Regions from separate parts of the Homo sapiens genome. Here region 1 is linked to region 2. A link is an interaction called in ENCODE POLR2A ChIA-PET data of the cell type or tissue named here. Cell type or tissue: HCT116. All regions are shown on one strand. Links, peaks and the distances in the headings refer to the core of each region. The heading gives the core; the rest is flanking DNA. Region 1 overlaps RPL3L (ribosomal protein L3 like). Region 2 overlaps NTHL1 (nth like DNA glycosylase 1).

The links. ChIA-PET counts read pairs that join two places held together with the same protein. Peaks named below come from ENCODE experiments on the same cell type or tissue, not always from the same donor. Only the 100,000 strongest peaks of a DNase experiment are listed, where the experiment ranks them.
Region 1: POLR2A ChIA-PET joins it to region 2 with 5 read pairs; 6 of 35 experiments call an interaction of 5 or more read pairs at or near these places.

The regions. Positions count from the first base shown.
Region 1 is chr16:1,938,781-1,954,284 of GRCh38, forward strand. It overlaps RPL3L (ribosomal protein L3 like), which reads right to left. Exons shown (of 10, transcript NM_005061.3): 2 at 15,176-15,368; 3 at 14,094-14,262; 4 at 12,064-12,199; 5 at 8,414-8,600; 6 at 8,158-8,318; 7 at 7,845-7,946; 8 at 7,055-7,150; 9 at 6,719-6,838; 10 at 5,194-6,113. The coding sequence ends at 6,057. MSRB1 (methionine sulfoxide reductase B1) reads right to left here and starts at 4,419. Exons shown (of 4, transcript NM_016332.4): 1 at 4,322-4,419; 2 at 2,477-2,625; 3 at 1,998-2,112; 4 at 1-363. The coding sequence starts at 4,376. The coding sequence ends at 332. LOC124903625 (a long non-coding RNA gene) reads left to right here and starts at 4,014. Exons shown (of 2, transcript XR_007064940.1): 1 at 4,014-4,101; 2 at 4,205-5,853. RefSeq lists enhancers at 2,319-3,208, 14,624-15,504 and a silencer at 4,393-4,892. In HCT116, for the core only: no CTCF peak of the experiment used is centred there; no DNase peak of the experiment used is centred there.
Region 2 is chr16:2,039,614-2,043,201 of GRCh38, forward strand. NTHL1 (nth like DNA glycosylase 1) reads right to left here. Exons shown (of 6, transcript NM_002528.7): 5 at 520-625; 6 at 207-434. The coding sequence ends at 311. Among named protein-coding and RNA genes, the nearest start is that of NTHL1, 6.4 kb to the right of the region's middle. In HCT116, for the core only: no CTCF peak of the experiment used is centred there; no DNase peak of the experiment used is centred there; H3K27ac peaks cover 706 bases.

The DNA.
Region 1 (15,504 bases), core at 8,694-11,193, 92 kb before region 2:
GAAGGTGAGGGTGTAACGTCATTCAGAGACCAGCTGCACCCAGGGCTCACCTCCTGGAGGCACCTAGAGTGAGCAGGGGGCTAAGTCAGCCGACAGTGTGGCTGCACAGCCCAGGCCTGTCCCAGCAGAAGGCATGAACCATCAGCAAATGAGTCTCTTTTCCAAGAAACGAAAAGGTCTTGTTCAGAGCCGGGGCCTTGGGAGTGTCCTGATGTTTCAACCACTGCGCCCTGCCTTCCTGTCTCGACGCCCAGGGTTCCAACTCCAAGGTGGAATGGCCAACGTGTGGCCTCAGTGTGGTGGCCGTCTGGGGTGGGTGTGGGCTGCCCGCCTAGTGACCCTGGGAGGCAGAAGTTTCTTTGCCTGAAAGAGAGGAGAGGGGGCGGAAAGTATGCGGGGACAGAAAGCAAGCAGGGGCGGAAAGCCGGGCGCGGGGGCGGTGGAAAGCCAGGGTAGGGGCAGAAAGCAAGTCACTGCAAGGCAGAGCTTCAGGTGCCGTTCCCTGCGCTTTCACACTCTGCCCTGGCCTGCAGGCCACAGGGGAGCTGAAAAGACCAGATGCCCGACTCAGGGGAGTCTGTGTACCCCATTTTGTTCTGACATCCACAGGAGAACCCAGAATCTCTTCTCCCTCCACTCACACGGAGGACAAATAACAACAAAAGGACGAAAACATCGCAGGTTTACCACGCACCAGATCCTGACAGGCTGCTCGCTCAACCCCACAGCACGGTGATGGCCACAAGCGTGTGCTGTTAACAGCCCCATTTCAGGCGAGGCAGTGGCTCAAGCCTGTAATCCCAGCACCTTGGGAGGCCAAGGCCCAGAGGAGTTCAAGACCAGCCTGGGCCACATAGTGAGACCCCCATCTCTATAAAAATTTTAAAAATTGGCTGGGTGCGGTAGCTCACGCCTATAATCCCGGCACTTTGGGAGGTTGAGACAGGCAGATCACCTCAGGTCAGGAGTTCCAGACCAGCCTGGCTAACATGGTGAAACCCCGTCTCTACTAAAAAATCAAAAATTAGCCAGGCGCGGTAGTGGGAGCCTGTAATCCCAGCTACTCGGGAGGCTGAGGCAGAAGAATCACTTGAACCTGGGAAGCAGAGGCTACATTGAGCTGAGATTGGCCATTGCACTCCAGCCTGGGTGACAGAACAAGACTCTGTCACCAAAAAAAAAAAAAAAATTAAAAATTAACCAGGTGTGGGCTGGGCGTGGTGGCTCATGCCTATAATTCGAGCACTTTGAGAGGCCAAGGTGGGCAGATCACCTGAGGTCAGGAGTTTAAGACCAGCCTGGCCACCATGGTGAAACCCCGTATCTACTAAAAATACAAAAATTAGCTGGGCGTGGTGATGCGTGCCTGCAATCCCAGCTACTTGGGAGGCCAAGACAGGAGAATTGCTTGAACCAGGAGGCAGAGGTTGCAGTGAGCTGAGATCGCGCCACTGCACACCAGCCTGCACGACAGAGCAAGACTCCATCTCAGAAAAAAAAAAAAAAAGGATGAGGATTCATCAAGCTATTATTGTGTGCCAGGCCCAGGTGCACGTGACACGCAGCTGTCCTCACAGCCCTGCTACCACCGCCACTCTGCAGAGGAGGAGGCAGGCTCTGAGCGGCTAAGAAGCAAGGCCACAGTCCTAGCCAGTGGGAGACACAGCCGCACAGACTGGGGCCTCAGGCTCTGCCTGCCCCGCCCCTGACTCTAGCCTCTGGGAAAGGCCAGGCCTCTGAGGAAAACCATTTGCCACATTCTCACGCTGAAGCCCCTTTTTGGGACAGTCATGATCAACCAAGCGAGGAAGCGGAACACCAGCTCCTTTGCCCCTGCGCTGCAGCCACCTTTCTGGGGGATCCTGGACAGTTCCCAGGCAGCGTGACTTGGTGGCCCCATACCTTGTCATGGTAAGTGGACAAGCACAAACACTGGGCCCCCCAGCCTGGGCTCAAAGGCCAACAGGCCTGGCCCCAGCTGTGCAAAGCAAGCTCACCTTTAGGGACAAACTTCAGCGAGCTGCTGAATATTCAGAATCGGGACTGCCCCGGCTTGGGGCCGTCGTTCAGGAACTCGTGGCCCAACCCATTGCCACACTTGCCACAGGACACCTGGAAAGATCACAAGGCAGCTGGGTGAGCTTCTGGCCATGATACAGCCACAGTGAAGGCCCTTACTGGGGCTGGCAGATGGTGTTTCTTCCCACACGCCTATTTCCCAAGCTGACCGCCGACATAAGAGGTTGACCTTTGTCCTGGAGCCCGTACAGGAAACCTGTCCTGTTTCCCACATTTGCACCAGAAGGCCAGGCTCTCCCGATAGCCTGGGGTGGCAGCTCCCTGGCAGAGGCAACAGGCCTGGAATAGACGCCTCTAAGCCCCTGGAGCTGTGGGGCAAGCAGAGGGAGGAAGGTGGGACTGGCTCTCTGCTCTCCCTGGCCGCCCCCGTCCCTCCCCCACCCCTGTGGCCTCTCACCTTCAAGGCTTCAGATCTATTGTGCTCCGGACGCTTGGCCACGCTGTCGGCGTGAATGGTCTCGGTGAACGCCGGCCATGGAGACGAGTGTGCATACTTCGAGCGGCTGGAGAACAGCTCATAGCCACACTTGGCACACACGTAAACGCCTGTGGTGGAAGGAGAGGCAAATGTGGAGTCATCAGCTCCCGCCTTTCCGGGGTCAAGCTCCCAAATCCACCAACCCAGGCAAAGACAGCGCTGCCCCCGTTCCGAGGGTAGGCTGTGCTCCTTCCCCAGGCACCCGCCACGGGAGGCGCTGTGCTGAGCTCACGTTTAGTAGATGTGCCAGAGACCAGGGGAGTCACCTTTCACAATTATCTCCTTGATTCTTCTCATAGCCCCGTGACGGGGCATATCCTAACATTTCCATCTTTGCTTGGTGATGCAGACACTCAGCTACAAGTGTGTGCAGCGTGAAGGAACCTGGGTAGTCCAATGAGGACACGGAGCTCCCCCTCGCCCCCCTAGTTCCCCCAGGAACATAGAGGGCAGGGGCCCTGATGTGGCCCAACCACCTGGTCCCTCTCCTTTCTCAAGTGGTCCTCCCTGCTGCCCAACGAGGCCCTAAGCTGGATACCCAGGCACTGCTCTGCTCTCCAGGCAGGAAGAGAACAGTCCCAGAGAAAAGGCCTCCAGGCCACACAGGAGCCCAGGAAGAAAGAGGGCTGGGGACAACAGATTTCAGCCTACCCACAAAGGATCCCTTTGGAGTGGAGGGGGTGGGAAAGTTGCAAAACTGACTTGCAGAACTGTTTTAAGGACTGAAAACAGGAACCTCCAGGGGTGCTGAGTCACCTCTCACCCATCACCTGGGGACAGCCTCCCCTGGAGACTGTAAACTACCCAGCCTTTTCCAGGAACTGGAGAAAAAAGCAAAGAGAAGCCAGCAGCTGCTGTGGAAGTGGAGTTTCTGGCTTGGCAGAGCAGCCTGAGGACAACTGGGATCTAAAGCCAGAGAGTCTTGCTGGGGGAGGCTTTGCCGGGATGGTCCTGTGTCACAGCCCAACCCGCTACAGGGGTGCCACCCAGCAGATCCGCCCAAGGAGACCAGTGCACTCAGACTTGCCTGTGGATGTGTTTTTACCAAATTAGTCCACTACCAGGCGAGCCCAGCCCAGAAGGGATTCATCAGGGCCAGTGTGGAGGGCTGGCCATGCCCCAAACCACCCCATCCTGCCTGCCTGGTCAAACTTCACGGGCTGTTGGCAGGTGCCTGGTGGCACTCCTGGTTCCCCAATTTGGAGTCCCTGGGCAGGTGGGGAGGCACCTGGGCCGGCACATTAGGATCTGAAGGGGACATTCTATGCTTGCCAGACTCCTCCCAGAGATCCCGGACTCGGGGGAATGGGAAGGGCCAGGGTAACACCTGCGGGATGACCCGCGAAGGGGCGCCCCGGCCACAGGAGCTGGCCCTGGACAAGAACCTGGCCTCTCCGAAGCCCCGACCCTAACCCGAATTCCCCCAGCGCCATCACTTTGGAGTGTAGGGGGTAGGGAAGGGGTACCACCCCCACGTATCCCGATCCCTTAGACCCACCCCCGAAACGGCACGTTCACACTCGAGGCCTGCCCCCTCCAGGACGGTGAGCCCCAAGGCCCCCTCTCCTCGGGTACCCCACTCTCCTCGCCCCCAGGCTCCCCACTCCTCCGCAGTCCTTTTGACCCCTGTTCGCTTCTCCCCGGCAGCCACATTCGCCCCCATTCCCGGCTTGGGAGAGACATCACCCCCGGACGACGGCGGCGCCCCCGCTAATGCGCGCCCCCCGCCGCGCTGCCCTCCCAGCGAGAGGCCGCAGGACCAACCAGGTTCAAAGTGATTCTGGAAAACCTCGCCCCCGAAGAAGCTGCAGAACGACATGGCGCCACCGGAACCGCAGCGCGCTTGCCGCTGCCAACTGACCAAAGGCTGCCGACCCGACGACCGCCGGTACCCGCGTCCACCTCCCCGCCCCTCCCGAGGACCAATCGCTCCCCGGAGGGCGAATCCCGGCTTCCGCCTCCGGGAGGCCCCGCCCCTCCTCAGGGCTGGTCCAATACGATCTTCCCAGCTGGCCCCGCCCACGTTGACTCCTTGGGACCACTCCTGGGCCACTTCCCCAAGGCCCCGCCCCCCGGTGCCAGTCCAATCGCATCTCCCCAGCAGGCCCCGCCCATGGAAACTCCCAGGGACCACCCCTAGGCCGCTTCCCCAAGGCCCCGCCCCTGCCGCCCCTCGCGCCCTGGTGGCTAGGGGCGCACATGGGGCCTGGCCAGGTGGGCGACGGCGCGAATCCGTAGGGTCGTGTCCCCCCAGTCCAGTCCCTGGTACTAAGCCCGGAGCTGCCGGAGGTCATGCAGCCTTTCCGCGCCCAGGTGAAACCGCCTTTGCAAAATGATGACTGAAACAGTGAAAGAGATCTAACTCAGCCGACTCTATCTTGCTTCTAACCTCCAAGCTGTCCTTATTCATCCCTGCTGGTAGGTTGAAATAACTTTGGGAGAAACTCAGTTTATAGTTTTTTGTTTTTTTCTTTCTTTCTTTCTTTCTTTTGAGACGGAGTCTTACTCTGTTTCCAGGCTGGAGTGCAGTAGCGCGATCTCAGCTCACTGCAACCTCCAACTCGCTGGTTCAAGCAATTCTCCTGCCTCAGCCTCCCGAGTAGATGGGATTACAATCATGCGCCACCACGCCCAGCTAATTTTGTATTTTTAATAGAGACGAGGTTTCTCGATGTTGGCCAGGCTGGTCTTGAACTCCCGACCTCAGGTGATCCGCCCATCTTGGCCTCCCAAAGTGCTGGGATTACAGGCGTGAGCCACCGCGCCCAGCCAGTTTATAGTTTAAAACAAAGACAGTAACAGCCCTTTCCCAAAGCAGACCACCTCCTTGCCTGGGGACTAGATTGCATTTTTAGGACTAACATTAGCCACAATATTGGGAATTATGGTTTAGGAGTCGTGCATCTGGAGGCTACAAGATTCTGACCCTCCCTAAGCTGCCCCTAAGATCAGTGCTTGAGATATTTTGCCGACCCTGCAACTTGATGGATCTGCTGGCACCAACCAGATTGATAAACTGGCTCATCTGATCTTGTGGCCACCACCCAGGAGCTGACTCAGCGCAAGAAGACAGCTGACTCCCTGTGATTTCCTCCCTGACCAATCGGCTCTCCTGGCTCACTGGCTCTCCCCACCCGCCAAGTTATCCTTAAAAACTCTGCTCCCCGGCACTCCAGCAGCCTGGGCGACAAGATCAAGACTCTCTCAAAAAAAAAAAAAAAAAAAACCTCTGCTCCGCAAATGCTCAAAGAGATCGATTTGAGTAATAATAAAACATAAAACTCCGGTCTCCCGCACAGCCAGCTCTGTGTGAATTACTCTTTCTCTATTGCAATTCCCCTGTCTTAATGAATCGGCTTTGTCTAGGCAGCAGGCAAGGTGAACCCCTTGGGCGGTTACACAGCGCTCTGAGACCTCGCAGGAAGAGTCGCCTCCGGCCTTTGTTAGACATTGGGGCAGACAGTGCGGTGCGCTTCAGGGTTCATCCACCCCACACAGCCTACAAGTCTCCCGAGGTCTCCGGCGTTTCCTTCTCCAGATGCTTCTTTTGGGGGCCCTGGTTGAGAGGGTGGTGCAGGAGGAGCCTTAGTCACTCTGGCCAGAAACACGCCCTCCCCCAGCCAGGCTCTAGATCACTCAGGGCCGGCCCTACTGCCCCCCTAAGGCTGCTTCCTCCCCCACCTTCTCTTCTAAAGAATCAGTGCCCAGGGATAGACCCTTAAGAGTCTCTCCTGCAGGCCGGGCACGGTGGCTCATGTCTGTAATCCCAGCACTTTGGGAGGCCGAGGCGGTCGGATCATGAGGTCAGGAGATAGAGACCATCCTGGCTAATACGATGAAACCCCATCCCTACTAAAAATACAGAAAATTAGCCTGGCGTGGTGGCACGTGCCTGTAGTACCAACGACTGGGTAGGCTGAATCTGGAGAATTGCTTGAACCCAGGAGGTGGAGGTGGCAGTGAGCCAAGATCACGGCACAGCACTCCAGCCTGGGTGACAGAGCGAGACTCCATCTCAAAAAATAAAATAAATAAAAAAAAAAGAGTCTCTCCTGCAGTTGAGCTCAGGGGAGTCCCTGCCAGCTCCAGCTCCCTACTCGGGCAGGCTGGATGTGGAGCTGGAGCCCCAGAGAAGAACAAGGATGGGGGCGGTGAGCTCACCATGAAGGCCCTCTTCTCTTGGGCTGTCTGGAAGCGGCCATGGCCGAACTTGGAGGTGGTGTCAATGAACTTGAGCTCAATATTCTCCACGGCTTGGCGACTGTGATGCACCAGGAGGGACTGGGGAATCCATGGTAAAGTAAACATCAAGTGTGGGGATCCCCCACACCCTGCTGTGAACCTCCAAGCCCCACCAGGAAGGTCTTGCTCACCTAGTTCCTACCAGAGCCCTCCCCTTCTGCTCCCACCACTCCATCCCGCTCGTAGCAGGCCGCAGGGCAGGACAGGCTGGCAGCCCTCGGGCACCCACTCCCCAGCCCACCCAGCACTGCCAACCTTTCTCAGCGTAATGACCCGCTTCTTGGTACCAGCAATACAACCCTTCAGCATGACGAAGTCGTTGTTCACTTCCCCGTAGTGGGGGAAGCCACCCTGCAGAGGACACAGGTCAGAGGCCAGGCCCGGAAAGGGCTTCTGAGTTAGTGGGTGGCTGGGGGCCCTAGCAGAACCCCCAGAGGGGGCAGTGATAGGCAGGAGCCCCGTGCCCAGCCCCCAGATGTAGGGGTGACTATCACGCCGCCCCTACTGAGGGCAGCATCTGAGTCACAAGCTAAGTCCTTTTCATGCATTATCTCACTTGACAGTCTGCATTTTTGTTGGGGGAGACTGAGGATCAGAGGAGTGGAGTCACTTGCTCCAGCCTCTACAGCTGCTAAGTCCTGGAGATGCGGTTTGAGCCCAGGTGGCCTGACTCCCAGGCCACAGTAGGAGCTGCCGCACTCCACACCCACATGACAGCAGCTGGAGTGGAAGCTGCCTCCAGAGGAGGCTCGGAGGATGTGGGACGCAGCAGAGATTTCTTGCTTGTGACTATATCCAAATGTTTTGGACAGCCAAGGCAAGGGTCCCACATCACTGCCCAGCTGTCAAGGTCTTCTGTCCAGTGTGCCTGGCGGGGCAGCGTCCAGCTGTGGGGCAAAAATCTTGAGCCCTTGGGGCAGGGAGCGTCCAGCTGAGGCTGGGGCATGCCCCCTACATGTATACCAGGCCCCCCGGCCAGCCTGACCCCACTCCAGCCATCATCAGCGGTGTGATGGGCCTGGCAGTCGCCCCCTCCCAGCCTCACCAGCGGTGTGATGGACTTGGCAGTCACGTCGTAGCTGGTGGATGCATTGTTCTTCACCAGCTTCCCGTCCTCCATGTGCGGGCCCCTGCCGATGCGGAAGATCTGCCAGAAGGGGGCACATGCCAGGGGCAGGAAGTGGCCTCTGAGGCCAGCAGCCCATCCAGGCCCATCCGCCCACATGCTCAGACTCAGTGCTGGTGGGGGCATCTTGTGTCCCCGGCAGTGTCTGGGTCATGCACCCCACCCACTGAGGCCAGTACTGAGGGCTGGGGTCCGACCACACAGTGTCCCCGTACCCCGGCTGAGGACGCACCTTCTTGTTGAGCTCCGTGCGGTGGTGATAGCCCTTCTGCCCGGCCCGAGCAATGGAGCAGCCCACGCGGGCGGGGTGCCAGGCGCCAATGCAGGCCACCTTGCGCAGGCCCTTATGGGTCTTCCGCGGCAGCTTCTTGGTATGCCAGCGGCTTGTGACCCCTGTGAGTGAGAGGGGCTGGTGGCTGAGAGGCCAGGCTGGTCCCCACTGCCTCCAGGCAGCCTGCCCTGGAGCTGCCATCCTCACTGAGCCCTACCTTTGACGCCTCGACCCTTGGTGACAGCAATGACATCAATGACCTCACTCTGGCTGAACACGCTGTGCACGGGCACCTGCTTCTCCAGCCGGGCCTGGGCCCAGGCCACCTTCTCGGCCACCGTGCCACCGTTCAGCTGGATCTCCATGATGTGGGCCTTCTTCTGCCGGAAGGGCAGCAGTTTCATCTGCAGGACATGGCCGGAGGTCACGCCACGGCCCACGGGATCACACCCCCACCTGAAACATGGCATGGCCAGCAGTGACCCCTGCCGCCTTCCACGCATGCATTCATTCACAGGTGTTCCCAGGATCAGGTTGCAACCCATGTGTTGTGCTAGGCACTGCGGATCCGGTGCAGAATGAGGCAGACAGAGTCCCACACCTCGGGAGCCACCATCTCACTGGGGGACAGAAGGAAACCAAGTAACTCTTGGAGAGGACAGAGTGCTCTGATGGGCTATGGGGGCTGGTGTTTCAGATACAGTGGTCAGGGCAGAGAGGGCTTCTCTGAGAAGGTGCCGCTGCTAACAAGTAGGAGCCACGAGGCAAACATTGGAGAGGCTCTGGGCAGCAGGACCCCGCATTTGCACAGGCCTGGTGGCAGAGGAGGCCTTGGAAAGTTGGTGGGACAGAGAGGAGACCAGTGTGGGCAGACGGTGGGGAGCAAGGGGCGTGGGCCAGCACCTGGGAGTGGGGAGCTCGGACTTTCTTCCAAGTGCAGGCTGCGATGTGATCTGATTGGATTTTTTTTTTTTTTTTTTTTTTTGAGTCTCGCTCTATCGCCCAGGCTGGAGTGCAATGGCATGATCTCGGCTCACTGCAAGCTCTGCCTCCCGGGTTCACGCCATTCCCCTGCCTCAGCCTCCTGAGTAGCTGGGACTACAGGTGCCCGCCACCTCGACCAGCTAATTTTTTGTATTTTTAGTTGAGACAGGGTTTCACTGTGTTGGCCCGGATGGTCTGCATCTCCTGACCTCATGATCCGCCCGCCTCAGCCTCCCAAAGTGCTGGGATTACAGGCGTGAGCCACCACGCCCGGCCTTTTTTTAATGGAGTCTCGCTCTGTTGCCCAGACTGGAGTACAGTGGGGCGATCTCGGCTCACTGCAACCTCTGCCTCCCTGAATCAAGTGATTCTCCTGCCTCAGCTTCTTGAGTAACTGGGATTACAGGTGTGTGCCACCATGCCCGGCTAATTTTTTTGTATTTTTAGTACAGTTGGGGTTTCCCATGTTGGCCAGGCTGGTTTCAAACTCCTGACTTCAAGCGATCCACCCACCTTGACCTCCCAAAGTGCTAGGGTTCAGGCATGAGCCACTGCACCTGGCCTGATTTTTATTTTTTTATATTTTTATTTTGAGACAGGGTCTCGCTCTGTCACCCAGGCTGGAGTGCAGTGGCATGATCAAGGCTCACTGCAGCCTCAGCCTCCCGGGCCGAAGCAATCCTCCCACCTTAGCCTCCTGAGTAGCTGGGATGACAGGCACTCACCACCATGCCCAGTTGTTTTTTTTTTGTTTGTTTGTTTGTTTGTTTTTTGAGACGGAGTTTTGCTCTGTCGCCCAGGCTGGAGTGCAGTGGCGCAATCTCGGCTCACTGCAAGCTCTGCCTCCTGGGTTCACGCCATTCTCCTACCTCAGCCTCCCGAGTAGCTGGGACTACAGGTTGTGCCACTACGCCTGGCTAATTTTTTGTATTTTTAGTAGAGACGGGGTTTCACCGCGTTAGCTAGGATGGTCTCAATCTCCTGACCTGATCTGCCTGCCTCGGCCTCCCAAAGTGCTGGAATTACAGACGTGAGCCACCGCGCCTGGCTTTTTTTTTTTTTTTTTGTAGAGATGGGGATCTCCCTATGTTGCCAAGACTGGTCTCGAAGTCCTCCTGCCTCAGCACCCCTCTCCAAGTAGCTGGAACTACAGGCATGCACCACCATGCCCAGCCAATTTTTAATTTTTTTGTAGAGATGAGGTCTCGTTAAGTTGCCCGGGCTGCCACCTTGTCCTCCCACAGTGCTAGGATCACTGGTGTAAGCCACTGGGCCTGATTTTTGTTTTTTTTTTTTTTCTTTTTTTTTTTTTTTTTTTTTTGAGACTCTATCGCCCGGGCTGGAGTGCCATGGTGCGATCTTGGCTCACTGCAACCTCCACCTCCCAGTTTCAAGTGATTCTCCTGCCTCAGTCTCCCAAGTAGCTGGGATTGCAGGCGCCCACCATGCCCAGCTAATTTGTTTGTATTTTTACTAGAGATGGGGTTTTGCCATGTTGGCCAGGCTGGTCTCGAACTCCTGACCTCAGGTGATCCGCCTGCCTTGGCCTCCCAAAGTGCTGGGGTTACAGGCGTGATCCACCATGTCTGGCTTGATTTTTTTTTTTTTTTTTTGGTAAGGTCTCTGGCTGGTGCTGTGTGAAGCACAGGCTGTGCAATGTAGAGGTGGAGACAGAGAGGCCAGCGGGGAACACATAGTGACCCATAGGTATGTATGGGGCAGGTATGTATGAGGCAGGTATGTACGGGGCAGGTATGGACGGGGCAGTATGTACGGGGCAGGTATGTACGGGGCAGGTATGTAGGGGGCAGGTATGTAGGGGGCAGGTATGGACGGGGCAGGTATGGACGGGGCAGGTATGGACGGGGCAGGTATGGACGGGGTAGGTATGGACGGGGTAGGTATGTAGGGGGCAGGTATGTAGGGGGCAGGTATGTAGGGGGCAGGTATGTAGGGGGCAGGTATGTAAGGGGCAGGTATGTAAGGGGCAGGTATGTAAGGGGCAGGTATGGACGGGGCAGGTATGGACAGGGCAGGTATGTAGGGGGCAGGTATGTAGGGAGCAGGTATGGACGGGGCAGGTATAGACAGAGCAGGTATGTAGGGGGCAGGTATGGACGGGGCAGGTATGTAGGGGGCAGGTATGGACGGGGCAGGTATGTAGGGGGCAGGTATGGACAGGGCAGGTATGTATGGGGTGGGTATGTATGGGGTGGGTATGTATGGGGCGGGTATGTATGGGGCAGGTATTTACAGAGCACCTCCTGCATACCAGGCTCTTGGTGGCAGCTGTGGCCCCGCCCAGGGCCTCTGCCTGCCTGGAGTCTGTCCAGGGAGATGAACACACACCAGTGACTGGCCCAGGCATGGTGTACAAGTGTGCGAGCAGCTGGGGGCAGTGTGGGGGCTGTGGGAAGCTCAGGGTCGGGGGCACTGCTCTAGGGCCTCGGGAAGCCTTCCCTGAGGACAAAGATGCCAAAGAGTGTTCCAGAATAAGCTGGAGGGTGCCGCCTGCCTGTCAGCCTACAGCAAGCCAGACCCATGTACAAACACGGATTCCTGTGCACACTTACGCTGGAAACCGAAGAGAGGTGACCAGCCCTCCACACAGCACACTTGGCTGGGGACCCGGCTCTTCAGGGCGTGCCAGGGTCTTAGTTGACTAGCCGGCGTGGCTGATGCCCCTGGCACCCCAGAAGGCACCGATGCCTTTCAGCAGCCATGCCTGGGGCTGCACGTGGCCAGCGAGGCTGGTCAGCCGCTCCTCTGGGTCTGTGCCGAGGCTCGGGTATTTTTAGGCTGACATTTGCCACAGCTCCTGGAAGCTGGGGTGAGGGAGCGTGGTCCTAGGGACTGACCGACAGCGGAGGGCCGGGGGCTGACCTGAGTGTGGACAATGACCCGAATGACCTTGCAGTACTTCTTCATGGCGGCGAAGTCCTTCTGTAGCTGCTTTTTCCCGTCTGTGTCCCGCCACCTCTTGCAGGCCTTGGTGAAGGCTTTCTTCTTGCTCTTGTGCCTGAGCCATGCACAGGAGGGTGCTCAGAAGCCCCCAACCGGGGCAGCTCCCCAGGCCTATCCTGCCCCCACCTCACCCCCAGCCCACCAAGCAGGGGTCCTACCTCTGGGACCGCCCCCCACCCGGAGGCCTCTGAGCTGGTTCCAGCCACCATCTTTGAACATAGACTGTCTCTCCCCCTCTAGGCCCCGGTTTCCTCCTCTGTAAAGTAGGTACCCTCCCTGTTTCCCGGGGCCTGAGAGTGAGTGGCAGAGGTGCAGAAGCTCAGAGAAGGCGGCTGGCCAGCCCTGCAGTCCAGGCACCTAGAGACCACCCCACCTGCCACATGGCTCAGACTGCTGGTCCCACTTCTCAAGGGTGCAGTGGGTGCCATGGCCAGGCACCTCGGGCTTGGGAGCCATCCTTTCTTTTTTGTTTTTGGAGATAGGGTCTCACTTTCTCTCCCAGGCTGGAGTGCAGTGGCACAAACACAGCTCACTGCAGCCTGGAGCTCCCAGACTCAAGCAATCCTCCCACCTCACCCCCCATGTAGCTGAGACCACAGGCATGCGCCACCGTGCCCGGCTAATTTTTTGTATTTTTTTGTAGAGACGGGTTTCGTCATGTTGCCCAGGCTGGTCTCGAAGCCCTGAGCTCAAACGGTCTGCCTGCCTTAGCCTCCCAAAGTGCTGGAATTATAGGAATGAACCATTGTGCCCAGCCAGAAGCCATAGTTTCTAACCCTCAGCAGAGTTCTGGGAGGTGGACATTATTATTATTATTATTATTATTATTATTATTATTATTATTATTCCCATTCTATAGGTGAAGAAACCAAGGTTTCTTTCAGGACTTACTGCCAGGGAAGATTTGAGGCCCGAGAATACCTTTCTATGTGTAAGAGCTTCTCAGCTGGCTATTTCACTTTTCACAATGGCTGCTAGGAAACTCAGAGCCAATGCTAACATTCCATCAAATTAGCCTTTTGGTTTTTTGTTTGTTTGTTTTTTGACAGGGTCTCACTCTGTCGCTCACACTGGAGTGCAGCGGCACAATCTCAGCTCACTACAATCTCCACCTCCCAGGCTCAAGCGATTCTCCTGCCTCAGCCTCCCAAGTAGCTGGGATTACAGGTGTCTGCCACCACGCCCAGCTTATTTTTTTATTTTTATTTTTTTTTTTGTATTTTTAGTAGAGACGGGTTTTCACCATGTTGGCCAGGCTGGTCTCGAACTCCTGACCTCAAATGAGCCACCCGCCTTGGCCTCCCAAAGTGCTGGGACTACTACAGTCGTGAGCCACCACAAGCCGCCCAAATTAGCCTTTTAATTAACCCTGAGGATTAGAATATTTGTTTCCTCTTTTTCCTCCATCCTGATTTCATCTCCAGCCTTCTAGTACTCATGTTTTTTGTTTTTTGTGTTTTTCTTGAGATTGAGACAGGGTTTCACTCTGCCACCCAGGCTGCAGTGCAGTGGCACGATCTCAGCTCACTGCAACCTTCACCTCCCAGTTCAAGTGATTCTCCCACCTCAGCCTCCTGAGTAGCTGGACTACAGGTGCGCACCACCCCAGCCAGCTAATTTTTGTATTTTTTGGTAGAGATGGGGTTTCACCATGTTGGCCAAGCTGGTCTCAAACTCCTGACCTCAAGTGATCCACCCGCCTCGGCCTCCCAAAGTGCTGGGATTACAGGCGTGAGCCAGCACGCCCAGCCTACTCATCTTTTATTGAAATGAAGGCAACCACACAACACACACACACACACACACAGACACTCCTACCTCCCACAGACGGTTGAGACTTCGCTTCCTACTCACCCACACCTATCATTTCAGCAAGAGCTAGAGCCTCAGGCACCCAACTTCTGTGGTCCCAGCAGCCCTTGGACGGCCCAGCCAAGGGCGGTGCTCACCAGTCCTTGTAGAATCGGCGCCGGCACTCATCACTGAGGTGTTCTGCAAAGATGGTCTTGAAGCTCCGGAGACCTCGAGGGGTGGCCACGTAGCCCACCACGCCCACCACCACTAGGGGCGGCGTTTCTACAATTGTCACCGCCTCCACCTCCTCCCGTTTGGAAATTTCTGGATGAGACACAGGGATGGGGCATGAAGGGGGACCTCCTGAGGCCTGTGGGGGAGGGAGTGGAGAGCCGCCCACATAGGGGCAGGACAGGAGAGTGTGGGGCCAGCCAGGACAGCATTCCCCAGAGGGTGGGGCTGAGCCCAAATGAGCATTTGTTATTCTAATGATTACAATGGATTTCTTTTTCTGTTTTTGAGACAGGGTCTCACTCTGTCACCCAGGCTGCAATGCAGTGGTGCAATCATAGCTCACTGCAGCCTTGACTTCCCAAGCTCAAGTGATCCTCCCACCTCAGCCTCCCAAGTAGCTGCGACTACAGGCACTCGCCACAACGCCCAGCTAATTTTTGTATTTTTTGTAGAGATAGGGTTTCACGATGCCGTCCAGGTTGGTCTGCAACTCCTGGCCTCAAATGATCCTCCTGCCTCGGCCTCCCAAAGTGCTGGGATTACAGGCGTGAGCCACCATGCCCGGCCTGCATTATTTCTTACAACTACTTGTGAATCTACGATTAAAACAACAAAAACTAACTATATACATAGGCGTACATATGAAATAATGGTACATGAAATAGACCCGAAATGGCCAAAAAGTGCAGATGTCCTGGCAGGTGGTTTGAACCGAGGGCTTGGGGCGCTGGCCTTTGAATCCTAGCTCCTGCGCTTACCGCCCCGGTGACTGGACCAGGTTCCTCACTGCTTTGTGCCTCAATGTCCTCATCTGCGAGCTGGGGCCATGACAGAACCCGCCCGGAAGCCCTGCCTGTGCTCAGCGTCCACCCCAATTCCCGGGGGCGAGGCCTGGTGCTCCCTGGGACTGTGGCCCTGTCTGGACCAAAAGCGTGAGTTCTGGCTCCGAGCATCTGGAAGGTTCAGCCCTCCCCCTCCCCCAAGGGTCCCAACTGTGACTCACTGAGCCCCGGCCGGTGCACCTCCCGCAGGGTGTGGGTCATGCCCGCCTTGTAGCCCAGGAAGGCCGTGAGGTGCACGGGCTGGCTGGGGTCATCCCGCGGCCACGTCTTCACCTTGCCCCGGTGCCGGTGGCTCCTCTTATGGGGCAGGAAGCCCAGGTGTCCGTGCCGAGGGGCGGAAAACTTCCGGTGGGACTGGGGGGCAGGAAGGAAGGAGGTCAGACCTGGGGTGTCCCTGGTGGTAGAGCTGGATGGTCCCAGAACCCATACCTGGAGAAATGGACTACAGGCTTCAGACTGAGGCCTGTGCTCAGCACCTCCCCTGTCTGCC
Region 2 (3,588 bases), core at 123-2,622:
AGCTGGCTCTCCCCACTTCCTCCCTCCCAGGTTCATGCACACCCCCTCCCCCTCCCTGAGTACATAGCAAAGATTGTCACGTCCCCAGCCGGCCTCCCAGGCAGCCCTGCTCCAGACACGCGAGCACGGGTGTGTACGAACACATCCTTGTATGCGATTCCCAGGCTCTCTGCCCCCTCAGGGACAGACATCAGCCAGATCCCATCTGCAAACACACCAAAGCTTTATTCAACAGGCGTGGCTTCCTGAAGCGTAAAGCCACTTCACAGACGGTGGCCACAGCGGCACCTCGGCCAGAGCCATGCGGCCATCAGAGACCCTGGGCGGCCGGGCAGAGGGCTTGGTTGAGGCAGGCGTGGCAGCGAGGGTGCACAGGCAGACAGGTCTGCTGGCCGAAGCCCACCAAGAGTCCATTGATCTCGTGCCACAGCTCCCTGTGGGGGTGGGGGCTGGGTCAGTGCTGACAGAGGGCGGGCGGGGTGAGCTCTTCTCCCTAGGAAGCCCCCCACATACTCATACCTAGGCAGCCACTCCTCCAGGGCGGCGCGGGTCTCCTCTGGGGACTTGGTTGCCTTCTTGGTCCACCTCAGCCTGTTGGCGATTCTGTGCACATGCGTGTCCACTGCTGCTGGGAGGCCAAGCGGGGTGAACAGGGGCACACTCCACCAGCCTAGCCCGTGCCCCTCCCCGCCCAGAGGCGAGTCTGCCACCACCCCCGTGGCCCTCCAGTTAGACATTGGAACCGCAAAGCCCTGGCTGCAAGCCTACATGTGACCATCTTGGCTGCCCCTGAGGTGCTGGGGCAGGGGCTGAGCCCTCTGTTGGGGTGCAGGCCTCTCTCCCATCACCTGAGCCAGCCTGGGGGGCTCTGTTCTGGGCTGCCCACTCCCAACACTGGTGCTAGTTGGATGTGTGGGTGGTGGGGTCTCTGCTTTGGGCAGGGCCTGGGGGTGATGACTCGGCTCTGCTTGGAGCTCTATTCCCCACAATAACAGCGACAGCTCGCTTGGACAAACGCTTGCTGGGGGCCAGACCCTGCCAGAGAGATTGGCCAGCTCAGTGAGTCCTCATGAGGTCCTACGGATGCTGAAACCGAGGCCCGGCAGGATCCCGACTCCGAAGCACCTCTCAGCCCTCAGCCTCCCCAGGAACGTGGCCCTGTCCCCGGAAGGGTCCATCCAGGCTTCCCTCTGTCTGTCTCCTGTGGCCTGAGGCTCCTCTCGGCATAAGCACTGGCTCTGGGCACCAGGCTGGGTGGCAACAGCTCTGCCTGGCAGGCCGGCATGAGGTCACTGCCTGCAGACCTAGCACCTGCCACTGCAGCGGTCAGGGACACAGCGGGAGCATGCCCTGGCCGGCCGCAGCTGCTGTCCACCTGGGTTCTGGCTCCTGCTCCCCTCAGCTGGCCACCCCAGGCGTCTGCTCACTGGGGCTCCCTTCTCCCACCCGGTGGCCCCGGCCAGCTGCAGCCCCAGCCCTGCCTCCTCCTCCCGTGTTTCCCAAAGAGAAAGCCGAGGCCTGCACCAGCTCCTTCGCTGCTGCCTAGAAAAAGGTGTCCGAGGGTGTGGGGAGACCACAAGGCCTGAGGGGTCACACCCCTGGGGCTCTGAGCCTCAGTTTCCTCCTCTGTAACACGGAAGTGGCCATGCTTCAAGGCTGAGTCAGGCCACGTCACGTTGTGTGAGCCTCCTGCCCACCTGGACAGTGAATGACGAGGACTGCCTCACCCACTTTGTGGCCAGAGCTTAGAGAAGCCAAGGGCCTGGCCCAGAGTCACCCAGCCAGGAGGTGCAGAGCTGGGACCGGAGCCAGCAATCTATGGCTGTGGCATTTTTTTTTTTTTTTAAACGGAGTCTTGCTCTGTCACCCAGGCTGGATACAGACAATGGTGCGATCTCCACTCACTGCAACTTTCGCCTCTGGGTTTCAAGCGATTCTCCTGCCTCAGCCTCCCGAGGAGCTGGAATTACAGGCTCCTGCCACCACGCCCGGCTAATTTTTTTTTTTTTGGTGAGACGGAGTCACGCTTTGTCGCCCAGGCTGGAGTACACTGGCGCGATCTCAGCTCACTGCAAGCCCCACCTCCCAGGTTCACACTATTCTCCTGCCTCAGCCTCCCGAGTAGCTGGGACAACAGGCGCCTGACACAATGCCTGGCTAATTTTTTGTGTTTTTTAGTAGAGACGGGGTTTCACCATCTTAGCCTGGATGGTCTTGATCTCCTGACCTCGTGATCTGCCTGCCTCGGCCTCCCAAAGTGCTGGGATTACAGGCGTGAGCCACCACGCCTGGCCACACCCGGCTAATTTTTGTATTTTTAGTAGAGAGCGGGTTTCACCACGTTGGCCAGGCTGATCTTGAACTCCTGACCTCAGGTGATCCACATACCTCGGCCTTCCAAAGTGCTGGGATTACAGGCTTGAGCCCTTGTACCCAGCCAGCTCTGACATTTTAACTGAGAGCGTTTCTCTTTCGGGGAACCCCTAGGAGGCAGCCCTGGGGTCTCCTTGCAGGTGGTCAGGCCCACAGACACCTGGAGAGGGAGGTATTTCCACATGGCTGTCTCTTGTGCCCGCTGCTCCCAAAGCCCGTTCCCTGCCTGGCTGCGGGCAGGGACCTTCCCCCACAGCCCTGCCCAACCACGATGCAGCACCCCAGGGACACGGGCAGCTGAGGACAGCCGCCCAGATAAGCTCAAGTGTCCACTGAGAGGCTGGCAGGTGGTGACGCTGGGAGTCTCAGTCGGGAGGAGGCCCTGCCCCGGCGCACCTGGCCTGGCTCTGGCTCTTTGGGGCTGCTGTGGCTGTTCAGCCTCACCAGGTGGCCCCGGCTCAGAATAGAGGCCCCCGGCCCTTGGTGGCCCTCTTGCCCACCAGAAAGTGCTGCAAGCCCCCCGCCTCCGGCACAGGCCCCCTGCAGGAGTCCCAAAGGGGCCTGGGATGGGGGCACACAGAGGGCAGGGCCAAGCCCTGGTTTCTGGACTGGCTGGGCCCGGCTGCGTGTGGCCTTAGGAGCCCCAAATCCTCTGGACAAAGCCGAGGAGGAGGCAGCCCCACCCCAAACCCAGGGGTCTGTCTGCACCCAACTGCCAAGAAGCCTCCGGTGCTAGGAAGAGACACCAGGACCTGGGAAAAGGATTCAAGGAGGGCCCTCCCCCCAGTGCCTCCCTCCCCACCCTCCCCTCTTCTCCCTCTCAACCCTCCCCTCTTCTCCCCGCAGCACCTCCCTCTCCACCCTCCCCCCATCCTCCCAGCGCCTCCCTCCCCACCCTCCTCCCCCATTCCCCCAGCGCCTCCCTCCCTACCATTCCCCTCCTGTCCCCGCAGAGCCTCCCTCCCCACCCTCCCCCTTTCTCCCCCCAGCACCTCCCTCCCCACCCCACCTGCTGAGGGGATACTCTTCCTCCTCCCTCCTCAGTCCTTACCTCCCCACTCTGCCCTCATCTCATTCCAGAACTTCCTGCTCCTGGCCCTCTCTCTCGCATCATGGTTTTACAGATGCTGTTCCTTCTGCTGGGAACACACTTCCTCCTCTTGGCCTGGCTCACCCCACCTTGCTCTGCAGCTCTCAGGTGAAGGATGACCTTGG